Regions from separate parts of the Mus musculus genome. Here all the other regions are linked to region 2. Evidence: chromatin loops called from intact Hi-C (ENCODE). Cell type or tissue: gastrocnemius. All regions are shown on one strand.

Region 1 (5,000 bases), 110 kb after region 2:
TTTAAGATTTATTTATTTAATATGTAAGTACACTGTAGCTATCTTCAGACACACCAGAAGAGGGCATCAGATCTCATTACAGATGGTTTTGAGCCATCATGTGGTTGCAGGGATTTGAACTCAAGACCTCTGGAAGAGCAGTCAGTGCTCTTAACTGCTGAGCCATCTCTCCAGCCCCTGTTGTTGTTGTTTTAAGCATAATTTTCTCCTAATCTCAGTAAGCATCATTGTCATTTCACTGGCCAGAACTGTGAAGGCACAGATTGCTGGTCTCTGGAGAAACAGATAAGGAAAAAAGAGTTGGAATTAATAGGGCCAACATAAATTGGCCAACATCTAATAAGGTATTATTAGATATCTAATAAAATATCAATATCTAACTAGGTAATATCTAATAAGATTATTAGATATCTTATTAGATACCTATAATTGTGTAATGAGTTTATTAGATATCTTATCAAATACTAATGATATCTACAAGTAATAACCTAATAATCTCTAGTTCATTCAATTACTACATGTATAAGAATCTAAGTTGTTAGAGTAAAACTATTGCTCACTTGGAGTGCACTTGCTTACCATGTGTGAAACAGTGGGTTCAATCCCAGCACTGTTTTTGTTTGTTTGTTTTGTTTGTTTGTTTTTAATTATCTAAAGACTGGGCATGTAGCTCCTGTAATCCCTGTTGAGGCAAGAGGATCAAAAAGTTAAGACTGGCAGCCTGGCGATGGTGGTGCACGCCTTTAATCCCAGCACTTGGGAGGCAGAGGCAGGCAGATTTCTGAGTTCGAGGCCAGCCTGGTCTACAGAGTGAGTTCCATGACAGAGAAACCCTGTCTCGAAAGCCAAAAATAAAAAAAAGATTGGAATACGCTATGTAGGAAAGTTCTATCTCAAAAGAAAGAATAGGAGGTCACGCATGATAGGTCAATGAGTAAGGGCACTTGTTCCAAAGCCTGACAGAGTTCAGCTCCCTAGGTAGAAAAAGAACAGATTCCCAAAGATTGTCCTCTGAGCTCTACATATGCACCAAGACACATACGTGGGTACACACATACACACGCACACACAAATAAATGTCTTTTAAAGGTTTTAAAAGAAAAGAAAGGTCACTTAGATGGCTAACAACATGGTCATCTTCAGCTATTTTCAAGGCCAGCATGGGACATATGAATCAAGTCTCAAAACAAACGCAGACCAAAAAGGACTAGCAAGATGTCTCAGCATAAAAGGGCAAATCACATACACAGTAATAATTAAGATGCCTAAGAATCTCCAAAAATATTCTTGTACCTTTAGGTTTCTTTTTTTCTGAGAAACTTTCAATTTGAGCCATTGAAATGTATAGCGAAATATCCTGGTGTCCTAGTTTCCTCTCTGCTGCTCTGACAGACACCGTGACCAAAAGCAGCTAGAGGACAGGGTTTGTTCCAGCTTAGAGGTCAGGGTGGAAACTCACACAAGTAAATGCTTGAAGCAGAAACCTTGGAGGAATGCTGAACTGGGCTTGTCACCAAGAGCTGAGTACCCTAGTTAACTTTAACTGGCAACTTTACAGAGCTTAAGAGGGGAGTCTCGCTGGGCAGTGGTGGCACACGCCTTTAATCCCAGTACTTGGGAGGCAGAGGCAGGTGGATTTCTGAGTTCGGAGCCAGCCTGGTCTACAAAGTGAGTTCCAGAACAGCCAGGGCTATACAGAGAAACCCTGTCTCAAAAAACCAAAAAAAAAAAAAAAAAAAAAAAAGAGAGAGAGAGAGAGAGAGGGGAGTCTCAGTTGAGGAATTACCCAGATCATATAAGCCTGTAGGCATGTCTATAAGGTCTATCTTGTTCGTTCGTTCGTTCGTCCTTCCTTCCTTCCTTCCTTCCTTCCTTCCTTCCTTCCTTCCCTCTCTCCCTCCCTCCCTTCCCTCCCTCCCTCCCTTCCCCCTCCCCCCTCTCTTTCTTTCTCTCTTTATTTATTTAATTTATTTTTTTTTCTTGATTGTTAATTGATTTAGGACTGTCCAGCCCACTGTTGGCAGCACCATTCCCTACACAGGTGGTCCTGCCTGTACAAGAAAGCTAGCTAAGTAACAACCTGTGAGTGAGCCAACAATCAGCAGTGTTCTTACATGGTTTCTGCTGTAAATTCCTAATTTTCTTGTGCTTTCACATTTGAGCCAAAATCCATGACAGGATGCTGACATCTAGTGGTGAGTCTTTTGAAAAGGCTTTATATAGGCCTCTGCACATCTGGCTGTCCCTGATTCCTTATGCATATAAGTTACCTCAGTAACTTAATCCTAGCATTCTGTTGGTTCTCTCCCCTTCCACCACATGGGTTCTGGGGATTGAATCTGGTTGTCAGCCATGGTGACAAGTACCTTTAACCACTGAGCCACCTCACTAGCCCTCATGAGTATATCTTAAAAACTGGCTAGGCAGTCATGGTGGTGGCACATGCCTTTAATTTCAGCAAAGGCAGGCAGATCTCTGTGAGTTCGAGACCAGCCTGGTCTACAGAGCAAGTTCAGGCCACTCAGGGATACACAGGAAAACCCTGTCTTAAAGACTTGTTTGTCAAACAAGGGGCTGAAGAGATGGCTCAGCAGTTAAGAGCACTGACTGTTCTTCCAAAGGTCCTAAGTTCAACTCCCAGCAACCACATGGTGGCTTACAACCATCTGTAATGGGATCCAAAGCCCTCTTCTGGTGTGTCTGAATATAGCGATGGTGTACTCAAATATATAAAATAAGTAAATCTTTTTTTAAATGATCATAAAAGCCAGGTGGTGGTGGTGCATCCCAGCACTTGAGAGGCAGAGGCAGAGGCAGGCAGATTTCTAAGTTCGAGGCCAGCCTGGTCTACAAAGTGAGTTCCAAGGCAGCCAGGGCTATACAGAGAAACCCTGTCTCAAAAAACCAAAACACCAAAAAAACAAAAACAAAAACAAAAAAACAAAAGCAAAATGATCATAAAAAGCCAAATATTAGGGGCTAGAGAGAGATGGCTCAGTAACTAAGAACACTTGTTCTTGCTGAGGACCTGGGTTCAGTCCCCAGTACCCATATTGTAGCTCATAACTCCAGTTCTATAATTCCAGTTCCAGGGGATCTGACTCTACTCTTTGACCTCTGAGGTCACTAGAAACAGATATGGTGTACATACATACATACAGGAAAACATTCATGCACATAAAAAAATAAATAAATAAAAAGCAACATAGATCTTAAAAGCATCGAGTTCTAGATCCTGTGATGTTTTAATTCACTTCTGTGTTTTCTTTCAGTGATTCCTTATAGATCAGTGATCATTCCAATTAAAAAGCTGAGCAATGCAATCATTACCTCGAACCCGTGGATCTGTGTTTCAGGAGAGCTGGGAGACACCGGAGTAATGCAGATTCCAAAGAACTTGCTTGAGATGACTTTTGAGGTAACATCTCTTAGCTCTACAGAAGATCTCTGGTTTTGCCTTTTCATTTCCCTTTAAACAAATGAAAGGAACATGCAAACATACAAGATCATTTTGTTATCATATGCTTACAGTGTCTAAAGCATGTTAAACGAGTTGCTTTATATTTTTATTGTTAAGCCCTATTTTCCTATTTTTCTACTTGTAGTAGGCTTCACCAGGTCCTATTCCTTGATTCCCAGTGCCTAACACAGAACATGACAAACAGAAAATGTTAAATAAATGCTTTTTCCCTAACGTGGTCCTTAGGACCAGAGACCTGACATCCTTGCATATGGCTCCTGAAGCACATAGTGGCATTATAGAATGTTTTTGTTTTTCAAGACAGGGTTTCTCTGTGTAGCCCTGGCTCTCCTGGACTGTATAGACCAGGCTGGCCTTTAACTCAGAGATCGGCCCACTTCTGCCTCCCGAGTGCTGGGATTAAAGGTGTGTGCCACCATGCCTGGCTCTTGTAAATACTGCTTTTTATATTGTCAGTTTTGGGGTCTCATCTAGTAGAGTAATCCCATATGTTTGAACCCATATTCAGGTTGGTCCTGACATGCCAGGAGTAAAACAGATAAGAGAGAAACGGTAGTAGGGTGTTCTGTTCCCATTTATATTCCCTAGGGTCAAAGATCAGTCATTTCACTTGGAATCACAGGGCTCCCACAGTGGTCCATCTGGCTTTCTGTTTGTGGCACACTCACATCTATCTGTATATAAAAGTTAAAGCCGGGCTGGAGAGATGGCACAGTGGTTAAGAGCACTAACTGCTCTTCTGAAAGTCCTGAGTTCAAGTCCCAGTAACCACATGGTGGCTCACAACCATCTGTAATGAGATCTGACGCCCTCTTCTGGTGTGTCTGAAGTCAGCTACAGTGTACTTAGATATAATAATAAATAGATTTTTAAAAATTTTAAAAAAAGAAGTTAAAGCCTTGGTTTTTCTTGGCCCACCAGTTATGGAACAAAAACTACATTGTTAATCCCATCTTCTCCCTCCCACCTCCTCTCTGTCTGTCTGTCTGTCTCTCTCTCTCTCTCTCTCTGGCATCTTCCCTCAGCTAGGTCACATGATGCCTTTCACTGATATACAAAGAAGGCAAATGCTTTTAAAACTTGCAACTTTGATATTTCAGTCCATCATATAGTGTGTCTGATCATCTAATCGGATATTTTTTTTTTTTAAAGATTTATTTATTTATTATATGTAAGTACACTGTAGCTGTCTTCAGACACTCCAGAAGAGGGAGTCAGATCTTGTTACGGATGGTTGTGAGCCACCATGTGGTTGCTGGGATTTGAACTCTGGACCTTCGGAAGAGCAGTCGGGTGCTCTAACCCACTGAGCCATCTCACCAGCCCCTAATCGGATATTTTTTAAGTCAGGATTTAGTTATCATCCATTTTTGTAGTTCCTATCACCGTTGCTTTGTCTTGTACTTTTCCACAAACCAGCAAGGACACTGATAACCGTAGTTTATTCATAATTTCACTTTTTACAGTTTTAGTACCTGGTGTTAATTATGATCCAAAAGTATTAAGTGGAGAATTCTTT
Region 2 (5,000 bases):
GGATCACTTTGGGTTTGATGCTAGTCTAGAACACTAAGTATGACCCTAGACAAAAGAAAGAGAAAGAAGGAGGGAGAGGAGGAAAAGAAGACAACCTGCTACTTAATGTATTTAGTTCAATGCAAATTACCATGTGACCTTTGGACTATTAGACATTCAGAATATAATCTGATTTTTGTTGCCTCTCTAATGTAACTTTTCAAATACTTTCAAATGTAGTCTTGGGGTTAATTGACTAACTTCATTCTTTCAAGAGCCTATAGATTTATTCCAGTCAATGCAGCCCTGGTGGCTTTTATCTGCTGGAACAGATGATTTACCCCTTTGAAATCTGGAATACCAAATCTAGCAATCTGACCTCAGAGTTGTTTTGCATCCTCCTTCCTTCTTCTCTCCCTACCTTTCCTTCTCATCATATATAGTGTTGAGCTTCAGGGGCATTTGTAAAAGATTACCTTTATATATTTTGTGTGTGTACAACCTGGAATTAAACTCGGGTTTTACAAAGGAAACACTATCCCAGAGAGCCATCTCGCCTGGCCACTTTCTTAGATTGTATAAAATTTTACTAGCAGGGAAAAATAAAACATTTTATCTCCTTGTGAGATCATCAAAAAACATTTTAACGTAATGAGCACTTTAATCTATAAAAAGTTTCCTGTCAGGGAATATAGCTTAGTGGTAGAATGCTTGCCTAGCATGCACACGTACACAGACACTGGGTTTGATTCCTAGCAACACAGTCTTACACAGACTTACACATTAACATCCTTGTACACAGATTTCCTAGAGTCAGGTTGGTCTATTCTACATAGTAAGTTTCAGCTCAAGCAAAACTACGTAGTGAGAACCTGTCTAAAGAAAGAAGAGGGTCAGGAAGTTGAGCTTCCTGAAATATCCCTTAATTTTGAAGAATGTTTTAATTGTAGAACTCTCTCCATAAATGGAAGAACACTGACTCTTTCTCCCTATCTTTAGACTTCAGATTATGTCAAAATTAGGACCTACAACTATTTGTAAGTTGTACTTTTCTGAGATTGTGAAACTTTAATCTTCCATAGGTCACAGAGAGTATTAAACTAGGGTGGTATTCTCAAATTACTGGAAGATATCAGTTCTTTATTATCTTTGTTGAGAGAGGATTTCACTGTGTAGCCCACTATCTTTGAGTGTTCATCGGTCTTTCTGCCTCAGCCTCTTGGATAAGTTGTCAGTCATTATGATTCAGATTGAGAAATCAGAATTCCCCAAAATTCTCAGCCATTCAAGAGAACCCATAAACTCATTTTGAAATACTTCAAAAATTCTTCCTATTTATTTATTATGGGTATCTGGAGTAAATTTATTTTGAAGGTAACACTTGTAATCTCAGCAGAAAGCTGAGGCAAGAAGATCAGGAATACCAGGGTAGCCCGGGTAGTCATATAACAAGATTCAGTTAAAGAAGGAGGAGGAGGGCTGGTGAGATGGCTCAGTGGGTAAGAGCACCCGACTGCTCTTCCGAAGGTCCAGAGTTCAAATCCCAGCAACCACATGGTGGCTCACAACCATCTGTAACGAGATCTAACTCCCTCTTCTAGTGTGTCTGAAGACAGCTACAGTGTACTTACATATAATATTAAATAAATCTTAAAAAAAAAAAAAAGGAGGAGGAGGAAGAAAAAGAGGAGGTGGTGGCATCAGCTAAGGAGACAAGGTTTGGTGGTAAGCACGTTTTCCTACTGTGCCTCCAACTTGCTTTGTAGTCAAGAATGATCTTGAACTTCTGATCCTCTTGCTACAGCCTCCTGGTATTGGTATTGTAGGCCAGCACCAATGCTGTGACCTTAAGATGCTGGGACTCTAAAATGCCTAGTGGAGGAGCTCATTAATAAAGCTGTTGCAATGCTCACAATAGCCAGGAGAGGGGGGTATTTATTCATTTATGTAATTCACACACTCTGACTCCTTTTAAAAAGTGTTTATTTTTACCACAGACCTCAGCCTCTGCAGCTGCAACGGTTCCATGAGATGGGCTGTGTTCAGCAGGTGGACATGTGTCCTCCCTGTTGTTACCAACCTAGATCCTAGCAGAACAGTAGTAGCTTTTTCATGTGCTTCTCATCCGTAGCCATACCATTATCAAGTAAACACTCAAGGTCCCTCAGATCAAAATGAAGGGTCTGGGTGTGGAATAGGTATGAAACAGGATGATTAATTTTGTAGTTTGGCTACTGTTACAAAAACTCCTTCCCTCAAATGCTGTTGCCAAGAGAGAGGCTCAGTCAGTCTTCACTGTGGTTATCTGTACTGTCAGGATCTGTGCAGAGGGAGTAAAGATGTTTTCCAACACTGAACCAATTGTGACCTCAGATTGATCCAGATTTGCACCCAATTTTACAACTCACGGGCTGTCTGAGAATGTTTTGAACTCTTCCAGGCCTCATTTTCCCTACCTGTGAAACAGCTGAAAGATAGTACTTTTTATAGAAGTTAGAGGGATTAAATGCAATGGTATATATAAGACAATGCAAACAATCTTTCCATCATCTTAACTATCTGCCTTTACCATCATTTGTCAGAGCAAGCCACTGGAATCACTAGAAATTCACCAGCAGGGCTGAAGAGTATTAACAACGTGTGCACTAGCTAAAGCTCAAAGGAGCTGAGAGATTGTCTTGTACTTCTGCATCTTTAAACTTAAAAATCCAGACTTAGTAAAGAGAGACTTTTATCTAAAAGTAACATTTAGAGGGTCAGGGAGCCTCTGCAGTAGAAGAGCGCTATTTCAACAAGAGACTATGGAAAGGGTGTGTGCTGATCTGAGAATAACCCTGAGGCCAGTTGTCCTCTAGGGACACTTGTTGACTCAGACTGAGTGTGGGCCAAGGTTCAGGGGCCTGGGAAGAAAAAGGGCTTAATCAAAGTTTGACTAACAAGCACTTTGCTCCTGGTGATCAGTGGAACAAACAACTCAGCTAATCATTTATCATTTATCAAAGAATTGTGAAGCCTCCTGTCTGTTCTTGTCCTAGGCAAACAAAGAGGAGTACCTGAAAGGCGTACTAAAGTCCTACAGGAAGGGCGGGTCTTTGAAGTAAGCTGTTTTCCAGAAAATGGATTGTGGAGGATTTAAAAAAAAAAAACAAAACTGTTTTTTTAGAGTAACAGGGACTAAGTAAAACTTGAACACTGACACTACCAAATTTTATATTTCCTGTTTCACATGTTGTATTTTAGATAAAGGATGAAATGCAGGTGTTCACTGGACCTAGAGACTCTTGGATACAAGTCTGTCAAGAGCTCATTCATGCTTCCCTGGCAAACTTGTCTTGTTTGGAACAAACTTGCTTGGCAGCAGGTTCTTAGTGTCCCTTTTTGATCCAAAATTAGATCAATGGTAAATAAAACTTGTGTTTTGTTGTTGGTGGTGGGTTTTTATTTGTTTTCTTTTTGTTTTGTTAGTTTGGTTTGTTTTTGAGACAGGACCTTATCTGTGCCTTATCTGTGCTGTTCTCAAACTTACCAAACCAAGGAAGGCCTTGAATTTATAATCCTACCTCCATTCTCCCCAGTGCTGACCATAGCAGTGCACTACCACACCTGGTTTACAAAGTGCTGGAAATAAGTCCAAGTGTTTGTGTTTGCTAAAAAAGCACTCAACAGGCTGGGCTAACTCCAGCCCCAAACAGCTTAAAATGAGCAACACGGACACAAATGCTGACACTTCAGTTTAGTTGAAACAAACCCAGGTCCTCTGGAAGAGCAGATAGCCCTTTTAACCACTGAGCCATCATCCAATCTCCAAAATTAAATTTTTAAAAGGCCAATGAACCAAACAAGGTCGTTGATTTTATTTTATATTTTATATAGTATTGGGAACTAGATCCCAGGGTCCTTGATTTATTAGGCAGGTTCTTGTTCAGTGTTCTATTGCTGTGAAGAGATCCATGACCACAGAAACTCATAAAAGAAAGCATTTAATTAGGGCTGGCTTACAGTTTCAGAGGTTTAGTCCTTTATCTTCATAATGGAGGCAAGGCAGCATACAAGCAGACATGGTGCTGGAGAGGTAGCTGAGAGTTCTACATCCAGATCTGTAGGCAGCAAGAAAAAGGGGCGTGGGGGGAGAGAGAGAGAGAGATAGACAGACAGACAGACAGACAGACAGACCCTGGGCCTGGCTTGGGCTTTTGAAGCCTTAAAGCCCACTCCCATCGATACATCTCTTCCAACAAGGCCATACCTCTTCATTTTTTCTAAATACTGCCACACTTTGATAATAATGCATTCAAATAAATTAACTTATGGGAGCCATTCTCATTTAAGCCACCACAGCAAGAGATCTATCACTAAGCTATAACATTAGTCTCTGATCGTTGAGTTCAAATAAGCCAAAATGGAAGGTAGACATAAAATAGATCAGCCAAAAGTTAAGATATGTAGATATATCACAACAGACACTGGAGGGCTCATTAGTCTATCTTGTGTGTGTTTGGGAATTTCTATTACAAAAAGCAAGAAAGTGTTCAATATTTTGTCAGGGTTTGGGGTATGAGGATGGTGCTCAAAACAGATACTCAAGATAAAAGATTGCAATCTGCTTCTTATTTCAGTTGCTTTGGAGCAGTTTTTCTTGGAAAAAATTATCAAATTGTACATTTAAAGATGAATATAAAAAGTAGTATGTATATAACCATAACCTCATTTATCTAGATTCTGGGATTTGTAATGCTCCCAACCATAGCAAGGAGAGTAAATAATTTCCCCTAATTTGGCCTCAAGACAAGTGTTGCCACTTTAATTACTACTCTGTGTGTGGCTGCTGCTGGCATGGAGCCAATGAGTAAGACATTACAAGACAATATTTTATTAATGTGTTAAATTCACATGTACATTTCCATATTTTTAGCCAAAATTTTTAATATTGACTTGGTCCTTTAATTCAGGCAAGTCATATGTTGCTTTAGAGAAGTGTCCAAAGTCACTTTGACCCAACTGCATTGATAAGGTGGTTGTGC
Region 3 (5,000 bases), 61 kb after region 2:
GTCATGGTGATTCTCCCTTTCCTCCTCCTGCATGTTAGCCCACGCAGCTTTAAGAGTTCTGCCTCGTCTCCCTTTGCCCAGCTATTGGCTGTACAGCAATTCTTTATTACCAGTCAAATCCAGCTGGGGGCAGGCCTCCTTTAGCCTGTGTTCAGGACACTGCAAACAGTTTTTTTTGGGGGGGGGGGGAATAATATGATTAGCAAGAGAACACCAGGTACTATACATGTGTTCGTGTATTTTTGTTTTGTTGTGACTCGCCAAGTTTAAGCAGGGACATCCATTGGAGCCTCGTGGATGTTCTAGGCAAAATTATAACAGTATATTTTAATTTGTAACAGCCAAGCATGCTGTATTTCATTTTACATACTTTAGATACATTTATCAGCTAATTACAATGTAGTAAACCCCGTATGCGATGCTGAAGATTCTGAGATTAGAAATAGAGTTGTCAATTTTGTGTGGTAGTGTGAGCATTTAATTCCAGCATTGGCAGGCTGGTAGAAGCAGGCAGATCTCTGTGAGTTTGAGACCAGCCTGGTCTATATAGTGAATTCTGGCCAAGGCTGTCTCAAAAGAAAATAAAGAAAAGGATCAGTGTAAAGGTCTCTAGTATTAGAGATTTTCTAAAGGTAAAAGTTTTGCCACATACAAGGAGGAACATTTCTGCAAAGAGGAAGATATACAGAGGTTCACAAACCTTTGAAGATGTCTTAGTCACAGAATGACCTGCAACAGGAGTTTGGCTGCCTGTAAGGTAATGGTGAGAACTAAAGCAAACAAGAGCTAAATCATGAAAAGCTGCATGTGCCCTGTTGAGTCTTCAAATAACTGTCATCAGGGCTGGAGAGATGGCTCAGTGGGTAAGAGCACCGACTGCTCTTCCAAAGGTGCTGAGTTCAAATCCCAGCAACCTTACATGGTGGCTCACAACCATCTATCTGTAATGGGATCTGATGCCCTCTTCTGGTGTGTCTGAAGACAGCTACAGTGGACTTATGACTCATATACATAAAATAGATAATTCTTGAAAAAAAACCTGCTATCACATATCCATCTCTTGGAATCATTGGGGACAAAAATATATATTTTATCTTAAAATGCTGGATGGAGGACAGGGATGATGGCATGCTCCTTTAATCCCAACCCTCAAGATCTTGAGTTTGGAGACAGCCTGGTCTACAAAACATGAACGAGTTACAGGACAGCCAGGGCTACACAGAGAAACCCTATCTTGAAAAACCAAACAAATGATAGATGGATGGACGTGCATGCTTTCAGTGGTTTGAATAATAGTGGCTCCTATCAATTCATATACTTAAATGTTTAGGGAGTGGCATTATTTGAAAGGATTAGGAGGTTTGGCTTTGTTGGAATAGATGTGACCTTGTTGGAGGAAATATATAGACCTCTTAGCTCCTTCTCCAGCACCGTGTCTGCCTGTATGCTGCCAGGCTTCCCACCATGCTGATAATAGACTAAACCCCTGAAACTGTAAACTAGCCTCAATTGTTTTTCTTTATATGAGTTGCTGTGGTCATCATAGTGACTCTTCAGCAATAGAACACTGACTAAGATAATGCTGAATGGAAGTTAGCTCAGCCAGGTAAGCATGAGTATCGAATTGAAACCCCTATCACTTACATAAAAGCCAGTTGCAACAGTGCACACCTGTAACTTCAGCTATGAAGAAGGGAGTAGTGCAAACAAGTCTCTGGAGGTCAATGGTCAGCCAGTGTAGCCAAAGTGGTGATTACCAAGGAGAGACCCTATCTTTTAAATGAAATGGAAAGCAACTGAGGAAGACACTTGATATCAACCTCTGACGTGCACATGTTTTACACATATCACATGCAAAGAGTGCTTAAAGAAAAACTTTTTTTTTCATTTATTTTTTTCTGTTAATGATTGAATGCAGAGGCCTTGTGCATGCTAGACAAGCATTGCCATGACTGGATTACCGGCCCCTGCGTCTTATTTCTTGATCCAGTTAAAAGAAATGGTCTTTCTGCCAATTGATTTCATTACTAAAAAGTATGATATATCAACCAGTCTTGTAGAGAACTCAAAACTGAAAAGATTGGCCATAGAGCATTTACAAGCAGGAAATAGGAGTGGAAGGAAAATGAGCCCTGTCTTTTAAAGTCCAGGGGAGGAGAGAAAAATGTGTAATTTATTTTTTACTTCCCATGGTGTTTCTATAAATAAAGCAAGAAAATATTCCACATTACAATCCACCATTACCTGGAGAAAGTGTTTTCCAGGAGACTGTTGTAAGCCAACTTGATAGGAATTTAGTTTGACTGCTCAAATCTCTTTACCTTTCAGTTGAGGTTCAGCTAGGCAACAGAAACCATAACGTAATTTAGGCAGAGGAATGTAATATGAATTATTACTAAACTGTATTAGAAAATAGGCTGTAAAGAAATAAACTCTGAAGGATACTCAATGAAGCACAAACATTTAAGTGAGAGCCCATACCCAGAGCTGTAGTGAATACCTCACTGAAGAAATTCCATTCATAAAATATGAAGAAGACCAGTAGGTTACTTGTCAGTATGTTGCCTGGAGACCAGAGCTGGTCCTTCGTCACTGATCTAACAGAAGGCAAAGTCCAAGGCCCATGTTTTCTGTGGCTGGTGAACAGACCCACAGGATTTGTTGAATATCACTGTGGTGTGAGGTCTGAATATACATTGTTTTAGGACCATAAGAGGTATCATCAGTTGACTGTTCATTCTTGGCATGTGGCATAGCAGTGTGCCACCAGATGTCCTCAAATACCCATACAGCAATAGCAAGACAGATTGCACTCTGGGACCAGAAAGCAAAACAAACAAACAACCTACCCGGCTCCCCTGTGGTGTGTCTCCATTGCCCTCTGCTGGCAAAGGTTAATTCATTGTCTGTATTCGTTGTCAAAGTGGTTACCAACTGTAATAACTGAATGAATTGGAAGCCTTTCACATTATCTGGCATATGATGGAGAAAGAAATATAAAATCAGATACTGATGTCTTAGAGCTGATCTTCTCTCACAGGTAGCTCTTGATGTTTCTACAGACTGATCTGGTATTCACATCTAAGCCATTCTTTTCTGTACGACTTAGCTTCAAAAGAATAACAAGCACTGTTATTGTGTGATGTACAAGATAACACATATACACATACACACACAGAGAGACAGAGAGATAGAGCCAGCATCTCATGAATATTAGGCAAATAAATGCACTACTACTAACCTGCATTTCTACAATATTGTAGATTAATAAAGGTAATCTCTTTAAATTAATTATGTTCAGTAAAGATAGGTTGAAAGGTTCCTTCATTACAGGTTGAATTGCAAAAGAGTCTGCAGAATCGTGGTGCCAGCATGCGTCCAGTTCAGGCAGTAGAGCATGATTCTCCAGTATTTGTAAAATACAATATCTATTAAAGGTCTTTGCCTCAAGTAGGGAGAGGTGGAAAAATGGGTTGGTGAGATAACGCAGCAGGTAAAGGTGCTTGCCTAAATTCAGTCCTCAGGACCCACATAGGGGTAGAAGAGTACCAGCTCTGTAATGTTGTCTTCTAACCCCTTCCCCAGTTCCATAAATTAATTACATAAATAAATGTAATGTAAATTTTTCTTAATTTTACATTTATTTTATGTGAATGGATGTTTTGCCTGCATGTGTATCTATGTACCACATTCATGCCTGGTGCCCTTGGATGTAAGGAGAGGTTGTCGAAGGAAACCATTGTGTTAGGGGCACTACTGAAGTGCAGCTCTTCACAGCAGTTGGCTGCTGGTGAAAGTAGGCGTAAGGGAGGACTCAGTTTTCTTTAAGGGGCTGGCCACTGCAAGTTTGACCATGCTTTAGTAAGTATATAGGGAACTTAAATTGGACTTGGAATTTTTTCTTATTTCTTTTCTTTTTTTTCTTTTTCTGCTTTTGTTTTGGAGGCGGTCATGAGAGGGGGGGGTGGGGGGGATGGACCTGGGAAGTCTGGAAAGTATATAATCCGGTACATTATATACAAATTCTAAATAATCAATAAAAATATTATGTTGAAAAAGGAAAAGATCATTGAATCTCCTGGAATTATGAATGATTGTAAGCCACCATGTAGGTGCTAGGAATCAAGTCTGGGTCCCCTGCCAGCACCTCTGGGCTGTCTATCCAGCATCAGTTAAGAACATATGCTACGGGCTGGAGAGATGGCTCAGCGGTTAAGAGCACTGACTGTTTTCCCAGAGGTCCTGAGTTCAATTCCCAGCAACCACATGATGGCTCACAACCTTCTGTAACAGGATCTGATGCCCTCTTCTGGTGTGTTTGAGGACAGCTACAGTGTACTTGCATCCATAAAATAAATAATTCTTAAAAAACAAAAAGCAACAAAAAACAAAAAAAAAACATGTACTGCTCTTACAGAGGACCAGTTCAACTCCCAGCACCCATGTAGGGCAGCTCACAAGTACTTGTAATCCCAGCTCCAGGGAGATCCAGCACCCTCTTGTGCAATCATGTGCACAGTCTGCCCCCCCCATATTTACATAATTTTAAAATAATAAAAAAAATCTTAAAAAAATTTTTAATGTTGAAATGGCACAAAATTTTTAAGTGGAAAACATCCTTTTTATGCTTGGTCAAATGCGACAAGTAACATCTGATTATTGTCCTTAACCTTTTGCAAAGTTAAAGTTATAAAGTCAGCCCCCAGTTCTACTGTCATTGTGTACACAGAATTTTGTGAAATTCTTACAAGTCCATAATCTCTTATCTTCAATTCTCAAGTGTAAAACAATTTTGAAAATGATTCTTTTTGTAACTGATTTATCATCAAAACCAGATCAGAACCAAAGTAAACTTATTTCTCTGTCTCTCTGTCTCTGTCTCTGTCTCTGTCTCTCTCTCTCTGCCCTATAGAAAACTATATGGCTTGCTCTGAAAATATTAGTGTTATCTACAGGCTGCATCCCCCATAGATTATTATCTACTTTTCAAACTTAATTAT

Evidence for each region. Peaks named below come from ENCODE experiments on the same cell type or tissue, not always from the same donor. Only the 100,000 strongest peaks of a DNase experiment are listed, where the experiment ranks them.
Region 1: it touches region 2 in a loop (11-fold over the local background); 35 of 42 quality-filtered maps call a loop at or near these places.
Region 3: a loop joins it to region 2, with 7 times the contacts of the local background. A loop is called at or near these places in 22 of 42 quality-filtered maps.

The regions. Positions count from the first base shown.
Region 1 is chr6:149,008,173-149,013,172 of GRCm38, reverse strand. It overlaps Dennd5b (DENN/MADD domain containing 5B), which reads left to right. Exons shown (of 21, transcript NM_177192.3): 15 at 3,273-3,418. Among named protein-coding and RNA genes, the nearest start is that of Gm25539, 43 kb to the right of the region's middle. In gastrocnemius, a CTCF peak has its summit at 2,183 (motif pointing left); no DNase peak of the experiment used is centred here.
Region 2 is chr6:149,116,994-149,121,993 of GRCm38, reverse strand. No RefSeq gene overlaps it. Among named protein-coding and RNA genes, the nearest start is that of Dennd5b, 18 kb to the right of the region's middle. In gastrocnemius, CTCF peaks have their summits at 1,883 (motif pointing right) and 2,762; a DNase peak (open chromatin) is centred at 1,908; H3K27ac peaks cover 2,145 bases.
Region 3 is chr6:149,055,890-149,060,889 of GRCm38, reverse strand. The region is part of intron 3 of Dennd5b (DENN/MADD domain containing 5B); the gene reads left to right. Among named protein-coding and RNA genes, the nearest start is that of Gm23462, 16 kb to the left of the region's middle. In gastrocnemius, CTCF peaks have their summits at 2,883 (motif pointing left) and 4,267 (motif pointing left); a DNase peak (open chromatin) is centred at 2,840; H3K27ac peaks cover 518 bases.